3 separate regions of the Homo sapiens genome follow, and all the other regions are linked to region 2. Evidence: chromatin loops called from intact Hi-C (ENCODE). Cell type or tissue: A673. All regions are shown on one strand. Links, peaks and the distances in the headings refer to the core of each region. The heading gives the core; the rest is flanking DNA. Region 1 overlaps SLC2A13 (solute carrier family 2 member 13). Region 2 overlaps SLC2A13 (solute carrier family 2 member 13). Region 3 overlaps LRRK2 (leucine rich repeat kinase 2).

What was found. Peaks named below come from ENCODE experiments on the same cell type or tissue, not always from the same donor. Only the 100,000 strongest peaks of a DNase experiment are listed, where the experiment ranks them.
Region 1: a loop joins it to region 2, with 8 times the contacts of the local background. A loop is called at or near these places in 74 of 110 quality-filtered maps.
Region 3: it touches region 2 in a loop (5-fold over the local background); 9 of 110 quality-filtered maps call a loop at or near these places.

What each region holds. Positions count from the first base shown.
Region 1 is chr12:39,985,704-39,993,906 of GRCh38, reverse strand. The region is part of intron 3 of SLC2A13 (solute carrier family 2 member 13); the gene reads left to right. Among named protein-coding and RNA genes, the nearest start is that of SLC2A13, 120 kb to the left of the region's middle. In A673, for the core only: CTCF peaks have their summits at 3,000 and 3,199 (motif pointing right); a DNase peak (open chromatin) is centred at 3,226; H3K27ac peaks cover 1,075 bases.
Region 2 is chr12:39,761,148-39,769,350 of GRCh38, reverse strand. It overlaps SLC2A13 (solute carrier family 2 member 13), which reads left to right. Exons shown (of 10, transcript NM_052885.4): 8 at 4,493-4,614; 9 at 4,739-4,891. It also overlaps a transcript of REDIC1 not described here. Among named protein-coding and RNA genes, the nearest start is that of REDIC1, 140 kb to the right of the region's middle. In A673, for the core only: a CTCF peak has its summit at 4,203; a DNase peak (open chromatin) is centred at 4,170.
Region 3 is chr12:40,309,750-40,317,952 of GRCh38, reverse strand. LRRK2 (leucine rich repeat kinase 2) reads right to left here. Exons shown (of 51, transcript NM_198578.4): 31 at 7,304-7,522; 32 at 3,780-3,981; 33 at 2,653-2,741. Among named protein-coding and RNA genes, the nearest start is that of MUC19, 80 kb to the left of the region's middle. In A673, for the core only: a CTCF peak has its summit at 4,765 (motif pointing right); no DNase peak of the experiment used is centred there; H3K27ac peaks cover 496 bases.

The DNA of each region.
Region 1 (8,203 bases), core at 1,114-6,113, 230 kb before region 2:
GATTTAAATGATATTTAAGTAGATAAGAAACAAATACGTGTCTGTTTTCTTAGAAAGAATAGTAAATTCAATGTTGTTTGGAAATATTTGTAGGCTTTTGAATTTTCTCCACCCTTTTCTACAGATGAATGCAAAGATTTTCCTAATCATTACATAAGAACATAACACTTTTATATCAATTAATGGCTCATGACCTATTAAATAAGCAATAAGTCTTGCTTGTATCTCAATTATGTTTTTCAGTCCAAAAGAGATGGGACTACATCAAAATCAGTTTCTCTGGAAAAACATCACATGTAATCTTCAGTCTTCTAATGTTGACAACAGTTTATGAAGGATATGTGTTAGTATTCAGATAACTCTTAAGCTAGCTCATTGTTCTGCAGTTTTTACTGAATCCCTGTCTTTCACGTTTCCTAGCAACTGGCTCACACATGGAAGATGCAGGAGTAAAGCCATCAGGGATTTGCTCTGCATCTATCTCTTAAACAGCATCTGAGAAATGGTAGCCAGACTACATTGTTTCACTTCATAGTTTCCACTAAAAGCTTGCCTTTTATGTTTATTAGCTTCTAAAATAGGATTGCCATAAAAGATTAGCATTAAAAATTGAGTAGTGATGATAAAATATCAAAGTCAAATTATTGGAAATTTTTATCAGTAATATTTCTTGAATAGTCATTGCTATTTATGTATATCTAAAAATGTGATGGTTACTGTGATACAGAGATGAAATAAAACGTTTTATATTTGAGAATTAAAATCTTTATTACAATATTATTCCTCTTAAATGCATAAGTACTTTAGAATTGTAAAATAAGATGCATCTTCAGTTTTGTTTTCCTTAAAAGAAAAGAGAGCAATAAACTTTAAATATATTACATGTATATGTATGTATATGTAACTGTACTCATATCTGTCAATTTTAAATATTTAAGTCAGCAAATTGAAAAATGCTTTGTGAGCTAAGTGATAGATTTTATTTTGGTTAAGGAAAGGAAAATAACAAGGACACAGCCCCAGTTTTTCTGTGTGAGAAAATGGTAGTAATTTGATTGTGTCAATTTTAACACATTTGGAAAATAGAAGCTACAATATGAATTTGTGCTTTTCTGCCTTATATTTTCATTGCCATTTAATCTTTCTGTCTAATCTTGGTGGTCCCAAATGTAAACTATAATGACATACACCTGTTAATACTACTACTACTAAGAACATATATGTTAGTAAATATGAGTACTCCAAGCTTGTTGAGCTTTTTGGGTTATAAGAATCTTAAGTGATGTCTCTTTCATTTTTAACTGTCACGGCCATTTTCCATAATTAACCCTAGGAAGGGGATGAAAAGGAAGGAAAACAGTGACAGGGGAAAGTGGCAAAATAGAGCAAGAGAAAAATAGAAAGAAAGATGAAAATGAGTGAAAGAAAATGGCTATGAGCTGTAAAAGGTAGAGTGGTAGAATTCAGCCAACCTGCTATTGTCTTTCTCCCTGCCACCTCTGTGGTAGTAATATTCTGTTTTTCTCTTGCCCAGTATTGAGTTTGCATATCATGCTAGCATCTGTCAGGGGAGAAATGGTGTGATCCATGGAATATTCAGAATGAAAATAGAATAAGGGTAGAAAGCACAACGTAATCACTTGGGTCCTCATGTGTGTGCTCTCTTTAGAATATAGGCTGCTTAATCGCCCCTTTGTCCTCTCCTGCTTTGGACCCCCACCCATTCACAATATCAATTCAGGGCAAATGAAGGCACCTCCCTCACTCCTCTCTTCTACCCCTACATCAGGCATCGCTGAGCAAGGTCACAGGTACCAGGGGAGCTCAGTGGTGGTATTTTGGATAAAGCTGTAATCCCTGCTACAATTGCTGTTTCTCTCTCCTTTGTAAATCAGCTTTGGGGCAATGGTAGCATGCATCTTACTGAGATCTTAAGCATAATTGCAATCAAAGAAGAGGAACAAGGATGCCTGCAGAACATTCAGGCTCACCAAATCAGGATGTGTGAGCTATAAGGGCAGGATGGGTGAGCTATAAAAGCTTTTGATTTTACATCAGAAACAAAATAACTCAACTACCATCACCGTTTCATTTTTTTTTAAAAAGATAGTAGAATATAATCTTGAAATGAAGGACAATACTTTCAAACAAAGAATATTAGGCAACTTCATACTGACACACAAGAAAAAATAATAGGATGGTGAGTGGGACATATTTTTATTGCCCTGAATTGATGCTGTGGATGGGTGGGGGTCCAAAGCAGCAGAGGACAAAGGGGCTGGTAAGTAGCCTGTATTCTAAAGAGAGCACCCATGTGGGAAGAGAGGGGTCTTCCTCACATCCCAAACCAACCAATACAGATCAAGAAAATCATTGGTAAACATGAGAGGGACCTGCTTGACTGGGAGAGGCTAACATCCCATTGCCTAGCTAGACATGCACTTATGAGGCGTCCTTGCTAATCTGCCTCCTGTGTCTACTTAAGTAGGAACACTGGAGCATGATGGCAGCAGGGGAGTGGGGTGAACACGGAAGATGATGGGAGCAGAGCACTGGAGTGGCCTGAAAAACTATCATGTGGTAGGGCTACGATGTCACTTGGAGCCCATTTGAGATGAAGGAAAAAGCTTTAACCCAGATATAAGATTGAAGTTTTAAAGCAAATGGACTTACACAAATTGAGGAAAAGGATTTGAGAACTCTGCTATCTATGAGAAACTGTGGGCAGTTCTACAAAGCACTGCTGTGTGAAGTAAGTAGAGAAAAACACAGTCTTTCATGGTTGAACTCCGTGAAGTTAAGACTGTATAAGGAACAAGATAACTGTCTGCAAATCAGAGGAAACTTCTCTGTGGACCAGTACAGGCTCACAGATTGATTTTTAGGAAAGACCTAATCTGGTCCAAGCCTTCACTTTACAGGAGGAAAATCAGTGTTTGGCACACACTTCAGGGGGAGAGAGAGAGCTCCGTTGATGAAAAAAGGAGACTTGAACCTTGAAGCCTAGGTTTGAGAATCGAATACAATTGAGACTAATTTGAGTATGTGTTTGTGTGAGTTTGGAGGTTTGAAAAGCTCTGATTAGAGCTTTTGTTGTAGAGAGAGTTGGCATTGCTTAAAGTTTCTAAACTGTGATCATATAATGCATACATAAAGTATGGATATTAATATATTGAAGTGTCCCAAGCACAGCTGCCACTAGGGGGCAATGGAGGCCCCCCACAGTGTCACAACCACCTAGTCGTAGCCCTAGAACCAGGGTTGCAAGAAAATCCCTTTGCCTGCTTTTGCCCTGTTTCCTTCAGCACTGTTCAGCACTATGGGTGAATAGAGCACCCATTCCCCAGATTTTGTGCTTCCCTGGTGTGTGCTGAGATACTATCCCCAGAATACAGTACAGCCAGAAATCCAAGTGTGGGCACATCCTTCTTGTACTTTTGATAATGTTGTTAAGTAGAAGAACTCTTACTCAGAGGAGAATGCACTGCTGGAACATGTGTTAGAAGTTAAAGTCCACACTCCCCATGTAAAATATGTATTTATCTCTCATGTGAATGTTATTCATTCAATCATTGAGCATTTATTGAGTACTCTGTGTGCTTGGCCCTCTTCTGTCCTCAGGGATATTGTGAAGAGATAGAGACATTCCTGCTCTGTTAGAAGGAACTCACTTTCCAGTGGGAGGAAGATGAGAAATAAAGAAGTAAATAAATATGTGTAAGACTACTTTATATAATAAAAGGAACTAATATTTGATCGTTATGACTCCAGAATACATGGCCATAGGTGTTACTAGAGTAGACATAGAACAATAGAACTGTATATAAAAGGAAGGAGTCCTAGACTTGGAATAATATTTTCTCCTCACTGGCTTCCTGTTAAAAATTAGAGCTATAGTCCTATCAGAGAAAACTCCAGGAGAATAAAATTGTGATTTTGTGGCCAAAAAACCCAAGTGTGGATGCAACCATAAACCGATCACTAAGAACACATTTACATTATTTAGGAGCTTGATGTATTTTACAGTAATTTCTCATCTGTAAAATTTCCTGACAGCAGTGGCAATTTTCTTTTTGTTTACCCAAACCTTGATCCTCTTCTGGATCATGGGGATTAATTTCTTTACTGGGGATTCTCTCAACTAGAACATTAAAAGTCTGCTTCCCTACAGTGTATTCTTATGCAAGACTTTGTGGAAAAAAAGTTGTGCATATGGCGATGATATTTTTAGCCCTTTCCATGTCAGTCAAGCCTGAATCTTCTTTTAAGACCTAGTTTCAGTGTCATTGGTTGTGTGTGTCTTCTTCCCTGGCATTCTCCATAACCCAGCCAGAGCAAGACATCCATTTTTGATTATTCATTCACTCAGAAAATGAATACCTGTTACATGCCAGGCACCATTGGGGGCACTGAAGATTTGGCAGTGATGAATGAAAGGAAGCCTGCCTTAAAGTTTTATTTCTAGTGGGGAGGGGTGACCAAGGAACACATAAACATATGAAGGTGGTAATAAATGTTAACAGATAATGGTGATAAAAGGTAAAATTTAATGAGCAGATTGATAAAGGATGGTTGAGGATATTGAGGCAAGAGGGTTGCACCTTTTTATAGGTTGGTCCAGGAAAGTCAGAGAGGTGGCATGTATTCAAAAGACTAAAATACGTGAGGAGAGTGAGCCATGTGGCTATCTGAGTCTGTGTGGGTAAAGCAGAATTGGCATGGAGAGTTTCAGGGGGTAAGGGCAGAAGACCAGATTATGTAGGGACTGTGAGGATTTAGGCTTTTATTCAAGAATGAGAAGGGAAGCCACTGAAGGGTTATGAGTAGAGGACTGACACAGCAGACTTAGGTTTACAAAGGCTCATCTGGCTCCTGCGCTCAGAGTACATGGAGTGAGACAATGGTGGAATCTGGCCCCTTAAATTGGAGGCTGTTGGAATAATTTGGGAAAGAGATGCTGGTGGCCTAGGCCTAGGTGATTGCTATGGGGGTTGTGAGAGGAGGCGACGTATAGAGTTAACAATATTTACTGATGCATTGGATGGGGATATTAGAAGAAGAGGAATGAAAGATGACTCAAAGGTTTTTGACTTATATATGATAAAAATCTTAAGCTTTGGTCATAAGCTATGAATTTAACAACTTGGTTTCCTCTTTAGCAGCATTTTCCTCCCCCCCTTCCTTCCTTCCTTCCTTCCTTCCTTCCTTCCTTCCTCCCTCCCTCCCTTCTTCCCTCCCTCCCTCCCTCCTTCCTTTTCTCCCTCTCCTCCCCCTCCTCCTCCTTCCCCTCCTCCTCCTAGTCTTCTTCTTCTTCCTCTTTTTTTCATTCATTCTTTTTCTCTTTCTTTCTTTCCTTTGTTTTCTTTTTTCTTTCTTCTTTCTTTCTTTCGTTCATTCTTTCTTTCTTTTTCTCCTTCCTTCCTTCCTCTTTTTTTAAATATAAAAACAGGCAAGTTTCATGAAAGATAACTCACACAATAAGTAACATATCTGACTAATAGATATATGAAAAGATCTTTATTTTCCACCAGTTAAAGTAATATAAATTAAAACAATGCAATAATTTTTTTCAACAATTATGTTGTTGATGATTAGAATATTGATAATACCAATGTGCCAAAGTATGAAAAAATGATTACTCTTTTACACATTATTACTTGGTGGCAGCTTATATTGGTACAACATTTTAAAGTGGCAATTTAGCACTGTTAAAAATAAGACATTTACAAAACTTTCGGCCCAGCATTTTTGCATCTGGGAATCTATTTAAAAAAAACTGTCCCTACATATATGCAAAGATATGTACATCTAGAAGATTGTTCCTTGCAATATTGTTTGTAGTCGCGAAAAACTGGAAACCATCTAAACATTTATCAATAGGGGATTTACTAAGTTCAGACCAAGGCAAAGAATTAATAGTGATGATTTTCACGGGTAGAATTGGAGGGTCAGTGGGGGATTTCACTCTTTTTCTTGTGTGCCTTTATTTTAATGTTTTACTATATTAAACAGTACTTTTACAGTAAGAAAAATATTTCAAAAGTTATTTTTAGAAAAAGCCTCAAAATTATTTTGATAGAATAATAATACAAAATAAGCACTCACAAGTATATGACAGCATTATATTAAAAAGATTAAACTGTAGTAATAAAGGATAATCCCAGGAATCCGATGATGCTTTATTACAAGAAAATATATTTGTAATTTATCAAAAAGTGAAAAAAAATAAATTTGACCTTTGGCAGCTTTTCAAGTAACCTTTTGGTTTTAAGAAAAAACAGTGTATAAATGTATAAAGATCATGGTCTCAGGTACCTTCTACATGCTGTTGATTACTAAATTCATAGCTGTTTGAATATCTCAAAGGATGCAGTAGCTATTAATTGAGAAGGACTGTGAGAGAAACAGGTTATTGTTATTATTTTGGGGAAGGGAGTCAGGAGTTTGCTTTTGACACATTTCATTTGAGATGTCTTTTAGACATCCAGCTGAAGAAATTGAGTAGACAGTTGGTGAGCAAGTTTTCGGTTCAAGAGACAGGGCAAATTTGGAGATATGAATTTGGGAATCAGCAGTGTATAGATGTATCATGATTTTTATACATGTGTCAGTTGCAGCACTTACCTCATTATTTTGTCATTGTTTGTTGACATATTTGTCTGTCTACATTAAAATCCTTGGGGGCAGAGACCACATCTTGTTTGACATTTTAATATTTCATTCATGGCAATCTTGCCATGATGTGAAGCTATAGGTTTGTTTTCTTTGGATATGATTGACTGGAGCTATGATTAACTTAGGCTTTGTCCAGGGAAAGCCATTTTTCTTAAAACTAAAAGGTTATAGCTTAAAGGCAGCCAAAGGGGAAACCAGGTTGTTAAATTTATAGTTTATGATCAAAGCTTAAGATTTTTATTATCTCTAGGTATTTAAATCTTGCCCTCAATTGCTGATATCCTTGTGTCTCTAGGAAATAACATGCCTTTTGATGGCTCAACTCAGTACACAGTCATAATCTAGGCACAAATGGCAGCTTTAACCAAGACCAGGCTTGTTGCCTTCGAGGAAATAAACTTCATGCCAACTCAGACTGTTGGCAAGCACCATAGATATGCCTGAGATTTGTTCTCTTTGAAATTGGTCGGTTTGATCAGTGTGGTCTACAGACTGATTTCTGTCCATAAACACCCTCCCTCTTTTTTTTTTTGTCTGCTAAGATACATTTAAAAAATCTTTTTTTTTTTGGTCTGCTTAAATACAGGTTAAATACAGAAAAAGAGAGTAGGCATATAGAAAGTTTTATAGCAATCAGTCACCGTAATTTTATGTCTATTGAATTTAGTTTTCAAAATTGTATTTTGTGTGCCTTTTTTCATTTTTTTTCAGTAATTCATTTCGTTGTATTTAACAAAAGTATCAATCTGCAACAGATTGAACTTAAAAAACATTGGTCCTTCCTCCATAGTTTGAGAAACCATGCACTAGTTCATATCACGAAGCACCTCATAGATTGAGAGCTCAGATAAATCAGTGGCGACGAGGTGGGTGAACGTGTAGTAAACAGGCATGGATCAGTATCTCCAGAATATGTGTATGCTTTGAAAATAATTCTGCAATGGTCCAAATGTTTGTGTCCCTACTCCCCACCCCAATTCATATATTGAAATCCTAACCCCAAGGTTAGGCCCCATCTCCCGATGACCCCATCTCCTAATATAAATCCTCACCTGGAGGTTAGGATTTATATTAGGATATGGGGCCTTTGGGAGGTGATTAGGTCATGGTGGAACCCTCACAATTGGAACCAAGGCCTTTATTTTAAAAGCCTGAGAGAGATCTCTCCCCTCCCGTCATGTGAGGACACAGTGATGTGCTGCCTGAACCAAGACACAGGCCCTCACCGCACAGTGAATCTTCTGGAGCCTTGATCTTGGATTTCCCAGCCTCCAGAATGGTGAGAAATAAACATTTATTGTATATAAACCCCTAAGTTTATGGCACTATTATAGCAGCTGAAATGGACTAAGACAAATTCTTTACTCCATTTTTCGTATCATGACTTATTGAAGGAGGTATGATATGGTAGCATGAAAAGAGGTAAAGAACCACCCTACTGCAGAGAACAGAAAAGGTTTGGAGTTTGATTTTTGTTGATTAAGCTGCCTGTGATCTCAAGTCTGGCATTTAATGGGCAGACTATAAG
Region 2 (8,203 bases), core at 2,048-7,047:
ATTTTATTTTTCTCAACTGAAATTGATAAATCTTCCAAAAAAAGGAGGTAAGTTCGTCACATAGGAAACAGAAGGAAAGATTTCAGGATTACAAGATAGTAAGAAATATTTTAATTAATTGAGGCAATAGTTGACAAAAGTTTATGGAATGTCTACTCTTAGATAAGCAGATAATTCAGTAGAGAAGACAATAAAGGATAAAATAAGCATCATTAGGGAACCAACTGAGATAAAATGGCATGAACTTTTAATACAGCCCAACAGCATGGTTTCATAACACTGCTCAGTTTCTGAGAAGTGGTTGTTGAAAGAAGTTAATAAGCCACACCGGGTTGGGAACTCAAATGGTGAAAAATGGCAGACAAAAATAGAGGAAGAATGGATTCTAGAGGCTAGTGAAGACAGTATATACTTCATTTTATTGTGTTTGCCATCATTGCACTTCACAGACATTGCATTTTGTTTTACAAACCGAAGGTTTCTGGCAGCCCTGCATCAAGCCAGTCTATTGTCACCATATTTCCAATAGTATGTGCTCATTTAGTGTCTTTATGTCACATTTTGGTAATTCTCACATTATTTCAGACTTTTTCATTATCATATCTGCTATGATGATCAGTGATCTTTAATGTTACTATTGTAATTGTTGTCGGGCATCACAAACTGCACCCGTATAAGACGTCAAACTTAATTATAAATGTTGTGTGTGTTCTGACCACTCCACCAACCAGCTGTTTCCTTCTTTGTCTCCCTCTCCTGGAGCCTCTCTATTCCCTAAGACACTACAGTTAATAACTCTACAATGGCCTCTAAATGTTCAAGTGATAGGAATAGTAGCACGACTCTCACTTTAAATCAAAAGCTAGAAATAATTGAGCTTAATGAGGAAGGCATATTGAAAGCTGAGATAGGCTGAAAGCTAGGCCTCTTGCACCAAATAGCCAAATTGTGACTACAAAAGAAAATTCTTAAAGGATATTAAAAGTGCCACTCCAGTGAACACACAAATGATAAGAAAGTGAAACAGCCTTATTGCCGATATGAAGAAAGTTTGAGTGGTCTGGATAGACGATCAAACCAGCCACAACATTCCCTTAAGCACAAGCCTAATCCAGAATAAGTCTCTAATTCCATTTAATTCTATGAAGGCTGAGAGAGGTGAGGAAGCTGTAGAAGAAAAGTTTGAGGCTAGCAGAGGTTGGTTCATGAGGTTTAAGGAAAGAAGCTGTTTTCACTTCACACCTTGTTGCAAGGTGAGGCAGCAAGTGCTGATGGAGAAGCTGCGTCAAGTTATCCAGAACATCTACCTAAGATAACTAATAAAGGTGATGTATTAGTCTGGTCTCACACTGCTATAAATAACTGCCTGAGACTGGGTAGTTTATAAAGGAAAGAGATTTAATTGACTCACAGTTCTGCAGGGCTGGGGAAGCCTCAGAAAACTTACAATCATGGAGGAAGGGGAAGCAAACATGTCCTCTTCACATGGCGACAGGAAGGAGAAGTGCCAAGTAAAAAGGGGAAAAGCCCATTATAAAACCTTCAGATCTCATGAGAACTCACTCACAATCATGAGAACAGCATGAGGGTAACCACCCCCGTGATTCAATTACCTCCCACTGGGTTTCTCCCACAACGTGGAGACTATGGGAACTACAATTCAAAATGAGATTTGGGTGAAGACACAGCTAAACCATATCAGGTGGCTATACTAAACAACAGATTTTTCAATGTAGATGAAACTGCCTTCTGTTGGAAGAAGATACCATCCAGGACTCTCATAGCTAGAGAGGAGAAGTCAATGTCTAGCTTCAAAGGACAGGCTGGGTCTCTTGTTAGGAGATAATGCAGCTGGTGACTTTTAAGTTGAAGCCAATGCTCATTTGCCGCTCCAAAAATCCTAGAGCCCTTAAGAAGGGCTAAATCTATTCAGCCTGTGCTCTAAAACGAAACAAAAAAACCTGGACGACAGCACTTATATTTACAGCATAGTTTGGAGAATATTTTAAGCCACTATGGAGACCTACTGCTCAGGAAAAGAAAAAAAAGATTCCTTTCAAAATATTACTGCTGATTGACAATGACACTGGTCACTCAAGGGCTCTGATGGAGATGTACAAGATGAATGTTGTTTTCATACCTGCTAACACAGCATCCATTCTGCAGCCCATGGATCAAGGAGTCACTTCAACTTTCAAGTCTTATTATTTAAAAAATGCATTTCATAAGGCCATAGCTGCCATAGATAGTGATTTCTCAGATGGATCTGGGCCAAGTAAAGTGAAAATCTTCTGGAAAGGATTCACTATTCTGGATGCTATTAAAAACATTCGTGATTCATGGGAGGAGGTCAAAATACCAAATGAACAGTTTGGAAGTTTGCAAGAAGTTGTTCCAACCTTTATGGATGACTTTAAAGGGCTGAAGACTTTAGGGGAGAAAGTAACTTCAGATATAGTGGAAAACAGCAAGAGAACTATTGTAGAAGCGAAGCCTAAAGATGTGACTGAATTGCTGCAATCTCATGATAAAACTTGAACGGATAAGGAGTTGTTTCTTAAGGAGGAACAAAGAAAGTAGTTTCTGAGATGGAATCTACTCCTGGTGAAAGTGCTATGAACATTGTTGAAATGATATCAAAGGATTTACAGTATCACACGAACTTAGTTGACAAAGCAGTAGCAGAGTTTGAGAGGATTGACTCCAATTTTGAAAGAAGTTATCTGGGTAAAATGCATGCTACAGAGAAATATTTAGTGAAGGGAAAAGTCAGTCAATTTTGCAAACTTCCCAGTTGTCTTATTTTGAGAAATTGCCACAGCCACCCCAGCCTTCAGCAACTACTACCCTAATCAGTCAGCAGCCCTCAACATTGAGGCAAGACCCTCCACCAAAAAGATGATGACTTGTGAAAGGTGCAGATGATCGTTAGCATTTTTTATCAAAATATTTTAAAATTAAGGTTTGTACATTTTTAGACAATGTTATTGAACACTTAATAGACTGCACTTTCATGGGAACATAACTTTTATATGTAGTGGGAAACCAAAAAATCCGTGTGACCCACTTTATTGCAGTGGTCTGGAACTGACCTCGCAATATCTCCAAGCTATGCCTGTATTGGCGTGGTCTAAGCTGAGCAGTGAGGTAAACGAATACTGAAAGGATAATCCAAAGGCAGATCTGGGTGTAGCACAGATGATCAGAAATGAGGAGATAAACAAAGTGGTGGTTGTGATCAGAAAAGGAAGGCTCAAAGTCTGAAGTAAAATAGTTCCAAATCAAGGAAACTATAAAGTGCTGTCTCTGTAGTGTTGGAGATTAAATAAGGAACTATGAGGCCAATGCATTATACGGAGCACAGAAAACCACACACTGCGTGTTTTCACATATAATTGGGAGCTGAACAATGAGAACACATGGACACAGAGAAGGAAACAATGCACACTAGGGCCTGTGGGGGCTGGGAGGAGGGAGAGCATCAGGATAAATAGCTAATGCACATGGGGCTTAATACCTAGGTGATGGGTTGATAGGCACAGCAAACCACTACAGCACGCATTTACCTATGTAACAAACCTGCACATCCTGTGCATGTGTCCTGGAACTTAAATAAAATAATTTTTTTAAATGAGGCCAATGAATTAAAAATAAATGAATGTGGCAGGGGATGAGAGGAGGTAGACTGAGCAGGCACCCAAATCATCAAGACAGGTGGAATGTTATGATGAGTTCATAAATATGGTAACAATAGGGCTTGGATGACAAGGTTCAAAGATAGAGGTTGAAGGAGACAGAACAATACTCTAAATTGACAATAGGGGATAGGAATGTTTTTGAGTCTGGTAATATCTTCAGGGGCAATTAAGGTAAAGAACTGGAAGTTCAACTTCAGAATGGATCTAAACTGTAGGACCCTTTGCTTTACTATGGATTAAGAAGGCAAGGTCATCAGGGAGTGACTGGTAGAGAAGCAAGGACACGGAGCAGAAAGGGAGAGGGCTATTTGGAATCAGATAGAATCATTTGTTTCCCTCATCCACCCCATCACCCTTTACAGGTTACTCTTCTAATCCTTAAAATAGTCTACAAAGTATTATCCCCATTTTATCAGATGAAAAGTATCTGGCTCTGAAATTTGAATCTTGTCATGATTGCAAATGCCATGGTCTTTTCACTGCCACATACTGACTCTCAGTGGTACTGAAGTGTTACTGCAGCTTCCAGGGACTAATTAGAAATCATGTCTAATTTATGTGAAATGGTTATAAAACACGGTGTCTTTGTTTTGCTCTTGAATTATACTTGGCTGTAAAATTGCTATACAAGCTCGCATATCTAATACTGTATATTTAGTTCTTATTTTTTAAGAAAAACATTTTGGACTCTTAAGACATTAAGGAATTTCCAAATACATAAATATGATCATATTGAATTTCTGCAACTGTAGTCAAAAACATTAAGTTAATACTTATATTGCATTATTTTTCAGGTGTGAAAATGAAACCAAGTTCAAAACAGAAGATATATTTTGGGCTTACAATTTCTGCCCTACTCCATACTCCTGGACTGCACTTCTGGGCCTTATTTTATATCTTGTCTTCTTTGCACCTGGTAAACAAAGACTTTGTTATACTGTTGCATTAATTGAATTGCCTCTTTTTGGAGTAGATAAACTATAATTTTTCAAATTTCTTACATGCTATTTTACTAAAGTTTTTAATGTTTTATTTCTCAGGAATGGGACCAATGCCTTGGACTGTGAATTCTGAAATATATCCCCTTTGGGCAAGAAGTACAGGAAATGCATGTTCATCTGGAATAAACTGGATTTTCAATGTCCTGGTTTCACTAACATTTTTACACACAGCAGAGTATCTTACATACTATGGTAAGATAATATTTTTTCTAACATAGTTTTGTTTTTATTTTTATCACTATTTTTAGATACACTATAATATCATTTGTGATTGAGACTATGTGGTTATATTTTGCTGTTATAAGTATCTCCATGTGGCTTTCTTGTCCTCCAAAGGCATCGGAAATGTGTCTGGGAAAGAAGAGAGGGATTCTCCTATCCTAAACAGCACTGCTTCTTGTTCCACAGTGCTTAGGGCTGTCACCCAACCCCTCTCCCAACTCAGACATCTCCCAGCTATCTCCCCAGGTGGAAGTCTTTACACCATAGCTTTTAGTTTCACAGAAACAAACAAAAAAAAAAAACAGAAAATGGTAAAAAGATGTAGGCAGGGAGTCTAGGGCCAATGAGATGTCCTGTGACAGGCATAGCGTCCAGTCCAAGAGCAGAATCTGCGTAGGGCTGAAAGTAGCTTCCTCAAATGCTTAACAGTATGCTGTGCTGTGGCCATACCTTCCACTGTATCACCTGTGCTGCTCAGGCCAGTGCTTGTGCATTTCAGTGTCCTCTGAGACCAGTACTTACCACTTGCAAAAGTGTAAACATGACGGAAGTATTCAAATGCAAATGTATGGAGGCCATAATTCAAAATGAAAAACAATAGTGCTTAGTGGCTGAGTCAGGAAAAGACTTTGCTTTTTAGAAAAAAGATTTCTGCATTGTTCACATGACTTTATAGGTTGCAATAGGATTATTCATGATGAAGTATGAGGTTTCATTCTAATATCCTCATAAGTCCATGTGGTAGAGACGGAATGCCTGCTGCTTAGACCATTCTCCCAGAAGAGCTTCTCTCATCTCCCCGCAATCTCTTTACTCTGTGCTCTGGCCACTTATCATTTCTCTTTGCAAGAACAGGTTTGTCTGCCCTTAGCTCTCTCTAGTAGACTATAAATCCCTGGAGGGCCAGGACTGTGCCTTGTTCATTGTTACATTCCCAGTTCCTGCCAAGGCATCCTGTTCACCTGATAAGCACCAAAAAGTGTTTGTCAAATGAATAAATACATGGATAAATTTTGCAGATGAATGGTGAATATGATGAAACATTATAAAAATCTATTCCCCATCTCTTCTGACCATGCTGAACTGGTATTTGCTTTTAGTTAATGGTATTTATCTAATGCTTTTATTATCTTCATAAAACTCTTCTCTCTCCTAATCACCACTTAAGACATTTGAAATATTTATTTTCTTGGAAAGGAAATGCACTGGCATTTTAAACTGGATATATATTTAGTATATTCAGCTGGATCCCATTTGGCAATTAAAATTTTTCGATAAATTCATAAACTTATCTTCATGACATAATAAATACGAGCACAATAAATATTTCCTCGTATTTACTGATTCTAGAGAACACTTAAATATTTGAAGACCTAAGTATATGCTCGCATCCTGAGAAAGCATTTTTCATAGAAAGGCATAGACCAAATAATAAAAGTTTACATGATTATACTTTTGACAGCAAAGCTCCTCTTTCTTGAATTTATCCTGCCAGAAAACCAGAGAAAAATGAGGCAACAGTAATGAAATTTAAATAGGGCATAAGCAGAATTCTTTCAAAAATAAACAGTTAAAAGTGTGTTGCTTTGCATTAAGCTTCTCTCATGTCAGAGCACTGGTCCATTTGGTCTACTACTCTCTAGTAGTAGAAAAATAGTTCATTCAGGCTAGTTTTTCTCCCTTTTTGTGTCTCATTTTAATCCACATGTTACTGGTTTATGTAAGCTATGCATTTATATTCCTCATTTAATAAATATACATCCTAATCGTGTATTCCTCTGGAAATAGTTATGTCTTCTTTGTTGCCTCCTTTTTTATTGTTTCATAAGATCTCAAAATTTGATTCCTTCCTCAACCATATTGCTTACACAGGTCTGCCTTGTGCCCCCATTCAATAATGTTTATTACTAAAAAGTATCATTGCTATATCACCAATATGCCATTTTATATACAGCACATGTGGCTAAAGAGATCCCTTGGGGGGCATTATGTCAAAGCTTCTCTCTTGAGGTAGTCAATTTGTGTAATTCAATTAAATAGTTGTTTTAATCTGGAACTTAATGTAGGGCTCTAATAAGATTTAAATCCTTAGAAGAATAAAGGTGAGGAATATCTAACTGTTCAATAGTCCTGATGGACTCGTTACAGACATTTTTTCTTGCCATTTTCACTCCAAGGGAGGAATAAATGAGAAACTGAGATAGTGACTGATTTGACCATGACATGGACCAGGTCACAGCCTCCCAGGTCTGCCCACACTCCTCCACGACTTAGCCACAGGTCTAACCATTGGAACCCACACTGAGTAGGCAGTTTTGGCATTTGCGTGCTTTGGATTCCTCAGATTTTGTAAAACGGTCTTGTATTTTAATAGCAATTCCTTGATATTATTCAGCTTTGGGAATCCAGGTCACAAGAAAGAATCTGTAATCAACTTCAGGAATCTTCCTAACCCAACAAATGTTTTTTAACTATAGGAGTGAGTTTAGCGCTGACAGATTTGATTTGTTACTTCTAATTATGCTACTGTTCCCAAATTGTGAAAGATAATGATGAAGATAAAATATACTATTATATTTAAAAGTCAAACTGGGTTTGCTGTTACAGATTTTGTAGTTTAGAAGCCTAGTTTAATCTAAAATGTTTTACCATCTGTACTTATTTTTTCTTTATCTTCATCATAATTACTATCCCGTCTTTGTCCCTCCCTGCTAAAGATTCCATTTCTCTTCCTACCTCCACAGTCTTGCATATCTGTACTCAGAACACAGGACTTCATCTCCTTTCATTTTTTTTTTGTCAAAATTCCCCCATTCTCCAAGAGCTAGCTTATCAGTATCACCCTTTTTGTAAAAACATCCCAATTAATTAGTCACACTAATCTTATTCTGTATCTTAATAGCAACTCTTCCTTTCCTGGTCATTTAGTAGAATTTAACAATCTGGGCATCACTTTTTTGAGCAACTGATATTCAGAATTCTAATGGGCATGATAACATACATTATTTCTATTCTTTACAGTTGGGCAAAGCTAGAATTATTTTCCCCATTACACAGATCAAGTCTCTCTCTCAACCATCTCTTAACTATATCTCCTATACATGCCCCTGATTTTGGCTGTAAGATTTACAGAATCATAAACTGCCAACACTTAAGTAGGAGCTGAGAAGCCCCCTTATTTTACTTAATGAGGCAACAGAGGCCCAGAGAAGAGGTTAAATGACTATCCAGAAGTCACATGGCCAACACTTAAACTCAGTTCTTCCCACTCCCAGTCTGATA
Region 3 (8,203 bases), core at 2,154-7,153, 550 kb before region 2:
GCCAAGTGAATAACCCTTGCCAATACCATGTGGAGCAGAACCACGCAGCTGAGCCCAGTCAAGCCACAGAAGAACGAGAAATGATAAATTGTTCACATTTTAAGCCTCCAAGTTTCGAGGGGGTTTGTTACATAAGAATAAAATCTGCAACATTATCTTGACTTTATCACCTTTAAAAGAGCTCCTAACATTCCTTCAACCTCATAACCTGAATAGCTAACTGATGCCTTATTCAAGGAAAGAGAATTTTCCAAATTCCTTTGTATTTCTCCCATGTATTTTTATCAAGGTTAAATTGCCATGTAAGCTTTTTAATGTTCCACCTGATTAATTGAATAGGTCTCTTTCATATCTCTTTTATCATACAGTTAAATGAGTCTTGTAAACTTCTCCCTGCCTTAATGGTACCTTTTTTTAATAAGTTTAGTGACCTAACAGCTCGGGGCGCATAGAGTGGGTGGGCTCATTAGAGCTTCTGCACCATGAAATTATTCCGGCCCTTGCCTTGATTCATGAAGGTGAATACTCCTATTTATTTTTGCTAATAGCTGTCAGACAAGTTGCTCTTGGTTTCACTTGATTATTTAGAGATTTCATTTCCTTTAAACCTTAGTGATAAAATGACATTATATTTCAATTTATTGGCATAAATAAAAATGATGGCACTTCTTTTTTAGGTTAATCGGAAATTTAAATTATCATTTTATTGACATTTTAAATCTGTCTTTAAAAGTAACTTTGAGTGGCTCAAATTAACTTAATTTTTACTTAAATTATCATATTTATAACTATGCTAATGAGAAGAACTTTCATGGAGTTTCAACTTAATTACTCCACAGAATCTTCAGGAATTTTATTGCAGTCATAGTGAAAATCTGCATTTTTTTAAAAGGGGAGTTCTGATGCAAACCTCTTCCTTATTCTACTGTATAAGATATACCCATCCTAATGTTCACATGTGTGCAACTTCAAGTGTTCCATAGTGACATGGAAACACACCACTTTAGAGAGCAACTTTAGCTTTTCCTTGACTATGTGGAGTTGAGTTACCTCCTGATAACTATTGTGCGCCAGCTAGGACAACAAAATTGCTGGATATATTTAAAACTTCCTTTGCTGTACAGGATGCAGCTACCTACACATCTTTTTTATTTGTCCCCATACATGACACACTTTCCAAAACTACGTAAGTACCTCTTTATAGTTCTGAATTTTTTAAAATTTCCTGATTAACATTCTTTAAATTGCCAAATAGATCCAATATAAAATTAGCTAACATTTACCCCTCACTTACACTGAACCAGGGAGGCAATATAGAAGATAATTGTTATTTTCCTTATTTAAAAAGTAAGTAAACAAAGGCTTAATGCATTAAGAAATTTCACAGAGCTAATAAGTAATTAAAGAGACTGAAACGTAGGTCAAGCTGATGCTCAAGTAAGTGCTCTGGGTCACACTACTGTCTCCATTATCATTTAATAATTGAGTAAAATCACATTATCCATGACATATGTGCAGAAGGCTGAAAATCTAATTTAAAAATACCTACCAAAATAGTAATAACTGACACACTGCAAATAATTGCTGATTGCAATGTTTCAATATGCTCTTGAGTTCCATGGTACAGGATTTAGCCTCAACTGAGTTCTCTCTTCACAATAGCTTCCTTTTTTTCCTTAGATGGAATTTAGGAACAATTATTCAAGGCTGCCTGAGTGAATTTAATTACCTTTATGGTTTAATTGGAAGAGATATTTCTAACATAAAAATATATAATAATTTTAGGAACTCGGGCAGCCACATGCAAAACTATAAATTTTACTCATCAACAAATCAGTAGCTTAATGTTTCTCAACTAGGGTAATTTTTCACATTCTCCAAGCAATATTTAGCAATGTCTGGATACATTTTTGCTTGTCACAGCTAGAGGATACTACTTACGTCTCGAATATAAAGGCCAAAAATGCTGCTAACATCCTACAATGTGCAACAAAGAATTATCTGGCCCAAAATGTCATCATGCTGGGGTTGAAAAGCCCTGAGGTAGTATGTTTTGCTCAAATGGTCTTTTATGTCAAAGCTACAGAGATGGATTATTATAACTAATTAAACTCATTGGTAATGGATTATCATTTGGAGAAAAAAATCATTTTCCATGTGAAATATAAGAAAAAAATAGCTATAACCAAGGCCATCCAAAGTTTTCAAAATCGTAAGCATTTAAAGCTCAGATCATTTCACTTAAGTCAAAACTCACCTCCATGTTATCTAGATAGAGGTTTCACAGGCTCAGCAACCTAATTTTCTTATATGTGTTTACCCCAAGGATTTCCACAAAGCCATCATTCAATTGACTAATTCAGTAACCAAACCAATGACATCATCAGGATCTAGTAAAGCAGCATGGGGCAGAGTGATACAAACATCTGTATGTGGCTTGAAAACCAAGTCATGGAAGTGAACTCAAGACATCTTTCCTTCTTCCATGAAGCTCTTCAAGTAGTCTTCTATGTGAAATGTTCCACAGTTTTCCAAATTCACAAAAGTTTCTGCCTTAACTAAACCCAAATTCTAAAATGCTCAATGCTCTGGGCGCCATCTGTTCTATGCTTTGACCATAACCCCCGTGCCACAAAAATAAAAGACACCAACCTGTGCCATGATTTTACAAAGCCACTTGGGTTCCACAAAGTACAAGTCACTTAACTGCAGTGCTGGGTCTTGAAAATGAAGAAGGACTCCTGTAGTAAAAAGTCATCAAACAGTGAAACATGGAATCTAGAACAAATATCAAGGGGCTTTAGAAAAAATCTAGTCCAACTTCCTCATTTTGCAGGTGAAGAAATTTCAGCATAGCTAGTGACAGAGCTGGGACTAGAAGCTGTGCATCCTATGGTCTAAAGTTCCAATATTATAATGGAGTATTTTTAAACTACATAAAATGATCATATTTAAGCATATTTGAGACACTGACATGCATTACAGAGCATATTTCACACATAAGTAGAAATTCATAATTTTCTGTTTCGCTTGCTGAATACACACTACAAAGACATGTTTTATTTTCAAATACAGATAAGAAACACAGCATATCTCAGCATACCTTAAGAACGATGGGGAAAAGGAACAGATCATAAACCACGGGAAGCTATTTTTTATACAACAGAATCTAGGGATCAAAAGCAGCTTCCCAGTCACTTACTCTAGTACTATCAAACAACTCACACATTTCTAGCAAGGTAATATGATCAAGTACACAATTAGCACTGAAGTTGCTTTGAGAATTTTCATCTTTGAGATCAATATTTGATGCAAGAGAGCTAGATCTTCCACTCAGAAGCTGCATCATCTCAGGGAGCCATTGACTCTCCAAGCGTCCCAGTTAGACCATGCCAACAATAATTCCCCTTTGCAATATAAAAATAACTTTCACATGCACTAAACTCATTTGACATTATGAATGTCATTTGACTATTCAGGGTTCCACAGCTCCTGAATAGTAAAGACAAGTTCTAGAACCCAAATATTTTAACTCCCACTCAGGGACTCTTTCCACTGCTTTACTCCTAGGTGATTTCTAAATTTGTTTTCTTATGACATGATACATGATTTGTCATGAACACACATGATGATCTTCCAAAAAGAAAAAAATCAGTGGCCTATTAAAGAACCGTATGGATATTCTCTCAACTTTGAATGTAAATTCTATAAAAGATTCAGAAACACTTTTATAAGTTACTACAGCTGAGCTTTGAAAATAAGGAACGAAAAACACAAACCTGATTCATTTAGAAAGTGAACTGCGTGAGGAAGCTCATTTTCATCTAACTGCAGCTGATTTTCTCTCACTAGTTGTAATAATCGTTTCCGGTCAATTACGGGAAATTCAATTGGCACATTTTTACGCTCCGATAAAATGATTTTTTCAAGTTCTACATAGCAGTCTGGAATCAGCTGTCCAACAACAAGCTGATCTCGGATCTATGAAATTACAAATGACAAGCCGTAAAAATCTATTTTATTTGTGTATTTGTCAAATGGTTGGCAAATTCAGTGCTAACAGTTTTTACAGAAACAGATATATTATTCAGAAGTACATTTTTAAATAAAATCAAAATATAATAAAAAGCTATTTAGGTTGTAAGGAACAAGTACAATGAAATTAAAATAGGAAAATTGTTGATTCAGAGGCAAATTTGGAAATATCAAATAAAATAGTATGGAAATATTTATCTCGCTATCCAGAAATTCCATGGAAAAAAAAACAAGATAAATCACTAACCATAAAAAAGATTTTTTATATCCTAAGACATTAAACTTAATGTGAAACAGACACGCTAGTATAAGATATCAGTACAAATTACAAGAGCTTTTGGATATTATTATATTTTAAATATTCAAGGTAAAATATTAAATTTTGTGCTTGGTTATTTGTAAAATGTTATATTGGGAGGACATATATATCAACAGTGAAACGCAGAGACATAAAATCCCACTCAAGCTATGTTTTTCATGGAACCTTGAACTTGGGAAAATGAGAAATCATCTAAACATCAGTGATTCTGATAGGAGAGGATGATCATTGTTCTGTTGCTCTTAGAATCTAATCACTATCAACAAAATGAGAAATATATAAAATAAGATTTTTTTAAAGAATGGCCCTAAGAGGATAGTTTCTACAATAAAAGTATCTTCCAAACGTTTTTTAAAATATAATTTTAAATAGAAATGCAACTCTTAATAATATCCAGAGTGCCGTTAAGAACCACCAGATGGCAAACTCTCCCTATTTCTGGACCTATGGAAATTACATATTCTTTTTATCTGAAAATACGAATCAGAATTTCTGCTTAAATTCTTACACTTACTACAAATAGAAATTCAGCACACACAGAAAAAAATTAACTTGGTCTTTTTCTACTTGTGACTAAAAACTTAAAGAGACAACCATAACCATTACTTCCATATTTACCTGCAAATGGTTACTCAAGAGACTGTTTTCATGTATCTCTTAACCCAGAGAATTAGAGATAATTTCACTAACCTCCACTTTTCATGTTCCCTCTCTTAGTCGTTCATAAATTAAGATGAAATTGAACTTCAGATTGAGGTTTATGTTTTAATCCAAGGCAGGAAACCTCCATATAAAAATAAACAAGAGTTCTCAAAGAAAGCAAATCAAGTAGAAACGGGATGAGTTTTACGGGACTACGTCTCAAGGCCCACAGAGATGCCTGCTCTGCTAATGGGCTGGACAAGATTAAAAGGAGTATTGTCAGCATTGAACTCTGTTTTGTCCTGCTTCTCCTTTCAGCATGATTATCAGTTAACTGACAGGCTGAGCCAAAAAACAAAACTTAAAAGTGTCTGCACAGACACCTGTTAATAAGGTTGAGACAGAAAAAGATTAGAGAAGAGCTAAGATCAAAGGCAAATATGAAAAATAAATGAGAGGACAAAAAATGATCTCTAATAGATTAAAAGCTGCTCTTTGAATTCAGGTTGAAGCACCTCAGGGAAGAAAGAATTTTCAAGTTCTGGCAGGCTCACAGGCCCTGGGTCATCTGAAAGAGTCATTCTTCTACAAAGCAATCAAATGAGTTTTCAAACCATTATGCCAGAATGCTGCATCCATTAGCAATATATACTTTTCTTTCAATAATACTGGTATTTCTCAAAGCATTTGTTTTATTTCCTTGTAAAAAGTTGTCTTCAAAGGTGATTTATAAGTGCCAAAAGAAAAACTAGTCTGACTTATTGGTAATGATATCTATTAGACAAAAGCAGTATTAATACAGCTTAATGAACCATCTTATCTGTGACTTTGCATCAACTAAATTCAGGCCTTTTCAAAACAAACTCATCCTCCAACAAGTCTTTTTAAAGATATGATACATTCTCTGACAACAATGACAAAAAGGGAAACTCAAAATATTCTCAGTAACAACAAAGTTATTGAAGTATGGGTATAGTCTCAGAAAAAAAAAACACCTGGATTAAGAGATTAATTGGATGAATAAATTTTGTGTATTTGTTTTTCTTTAAGTCATATTAGTTTCTAATTACATGTCCAACAAGAGAATAGGAAAGTCTACAAATAAATAATATGTCATTTTTACATGACATTACCATCTATCATCAATAAAACCTTTTAATAACTGTAATAAATGTGTGTTGAAGGATACAAACATACAAATTCTCTCCCTGGGCACCGCAAAAGCCATCACTTTTACAAATGGCTCATTAGGTTTTGGAGTGAAGCACACATAATCTATATAAATGGAACAGAACTAAGCTAACTGGCCAGCATGGAGTTATAACCAAGGTGACTATATAATTTATCATCCAAATTGGAATGCTTTTGAGAATATAGTGGGACACTATTACATAATTATGCTGGGACTGCCCAGGCCAAATAGGACTCTATTTATCAGCCAGTATCTTGATCATTAGTGCTATTGAGCTAAGCCAAGACAGACTAAGTGAAATTCATCATTATGTTTGTCATATGGAACTATCAAGGGTATTTTTCAGTACAGTTTACACCACACTCCCTGTAGTACCCAGTGAAGATTTCTTTTTTCTGCCAAGTATTTAAAAAAAAAAGTGTTCTCTCTGATAACTGATTTATTTACATTTTATAAAAATTTGGCTTACGAGAAGATAACTTTAAACATTTAAAACATAATTCCTAAAATAAAAAGCCCATTTTGTATGAACTAAGTAATTAGTGAGACACTGCTGAAAACCAAGTTAGTGGTCTTCATGACTAAATAAAACAGCTGCCTCACAATACGGAGGGAAAAAAATTGGAATGGGAATCACAGTGACAAAATTCATGAATGAGTGGCACAAAAGATCAAGATGTCCATAAAACAGGAATTCCAAAAGAAAAGAGGAAATGGAAAAATAACAGTTAAAGAATAATAGAAGAAAGATGATCCCAAGACCTCAGTATTCACCTTTACCCTTGTGATTGAATCACCACTATAAGAAGTTGAATCAGAAAAGGCATCAAAAACATTTTCTCAGATTCTCTCTCAGAAACATTTTCTCAGTATCCCAGAAACGGTCTCTTAGTTTCTCTCAGGTTCCTCTAATTATTTTTTGTTCCCATTTCTATGAATTAGAAATGAAGTCTGGCATAAATAATTTTAAAATGGAAAGGACTTTAATAATGCTAACAGCAACAAGGAAAGAAAACCCACAATTTTAAGTGAGTTGCTCACTTCTCAAAATTTCTGACATTTCTAGGCAGTTGAGAATCAATAAATTACATTTCTCTACCAGCCTACCATGTTACCTTGAAATTAAGGCTCTCGTTTATGATGGTTTTCCGAAGTTTTGCCAAAGCATCAGATTCCTCGGTGGCATTCACAAAGTGGTAATCTCGTATGGCAGGGAACCCTCGCTTATTCAGGAGTTCCTTGGTGATTTTACTCATGCAGGCTTTGCGTTGCTTCTCATCAGAAACATCCAAATGTGTGCCAACGAGAATCACAGGGGAAGAAGAAGCGCGAGCCTGGAGGGAAAGACACAAAACCCTCTTGTGTTTGCTTTCAAACTGGGCCTGCTCACATTCCTGTTGATATTTGCTTTCCGTGACATTCACTTGAATGGAAAAGAGAAACTAGCAGACTTCAGAAGAAGAAAAGAACAACTGTCCTTTTTTCCTTAAACCTAAGAAAAAAATGTAACCTTACGACATTTTAAAAAGTCATTTTTGGCCTTTCTTAACCCAATTCTTCACCCTTTTAGGTGGCATATATAACGGTAGTGGTATAGTTTTCCTTTCCCATCTTCATGCCTTAAGATGAGTTATTCACTCCTAAATAAAATAAGCATTTCATAAACCCACAAATTATATCAAATTAACGTCATATAGTTTATATTTTCTCTTCCTTATCTGTGAATTTAATCTTCTAAATTCGTTTTAAAGTCAACCAATTTGGAGTCTACAATGAAAGAATAAAAGCCACTCAAGCAAATATGACTGCCACTGTACTATTTGCTCACGTTGGCTAGCTGTAAAAAAGTTAATAAAAGAAACATTAAAAAATACCCAAATTACAAAACAAGCATGTATGCAGCCAATTACATGGTTAAATGTCCTGACACAAGCTTTTTAAGGACTTTATGCACAGAAGAGTTCATTGCAGCATCATGCAAGCAGCAGTTTAGTCTCCATTCTAAAAAGCCATAG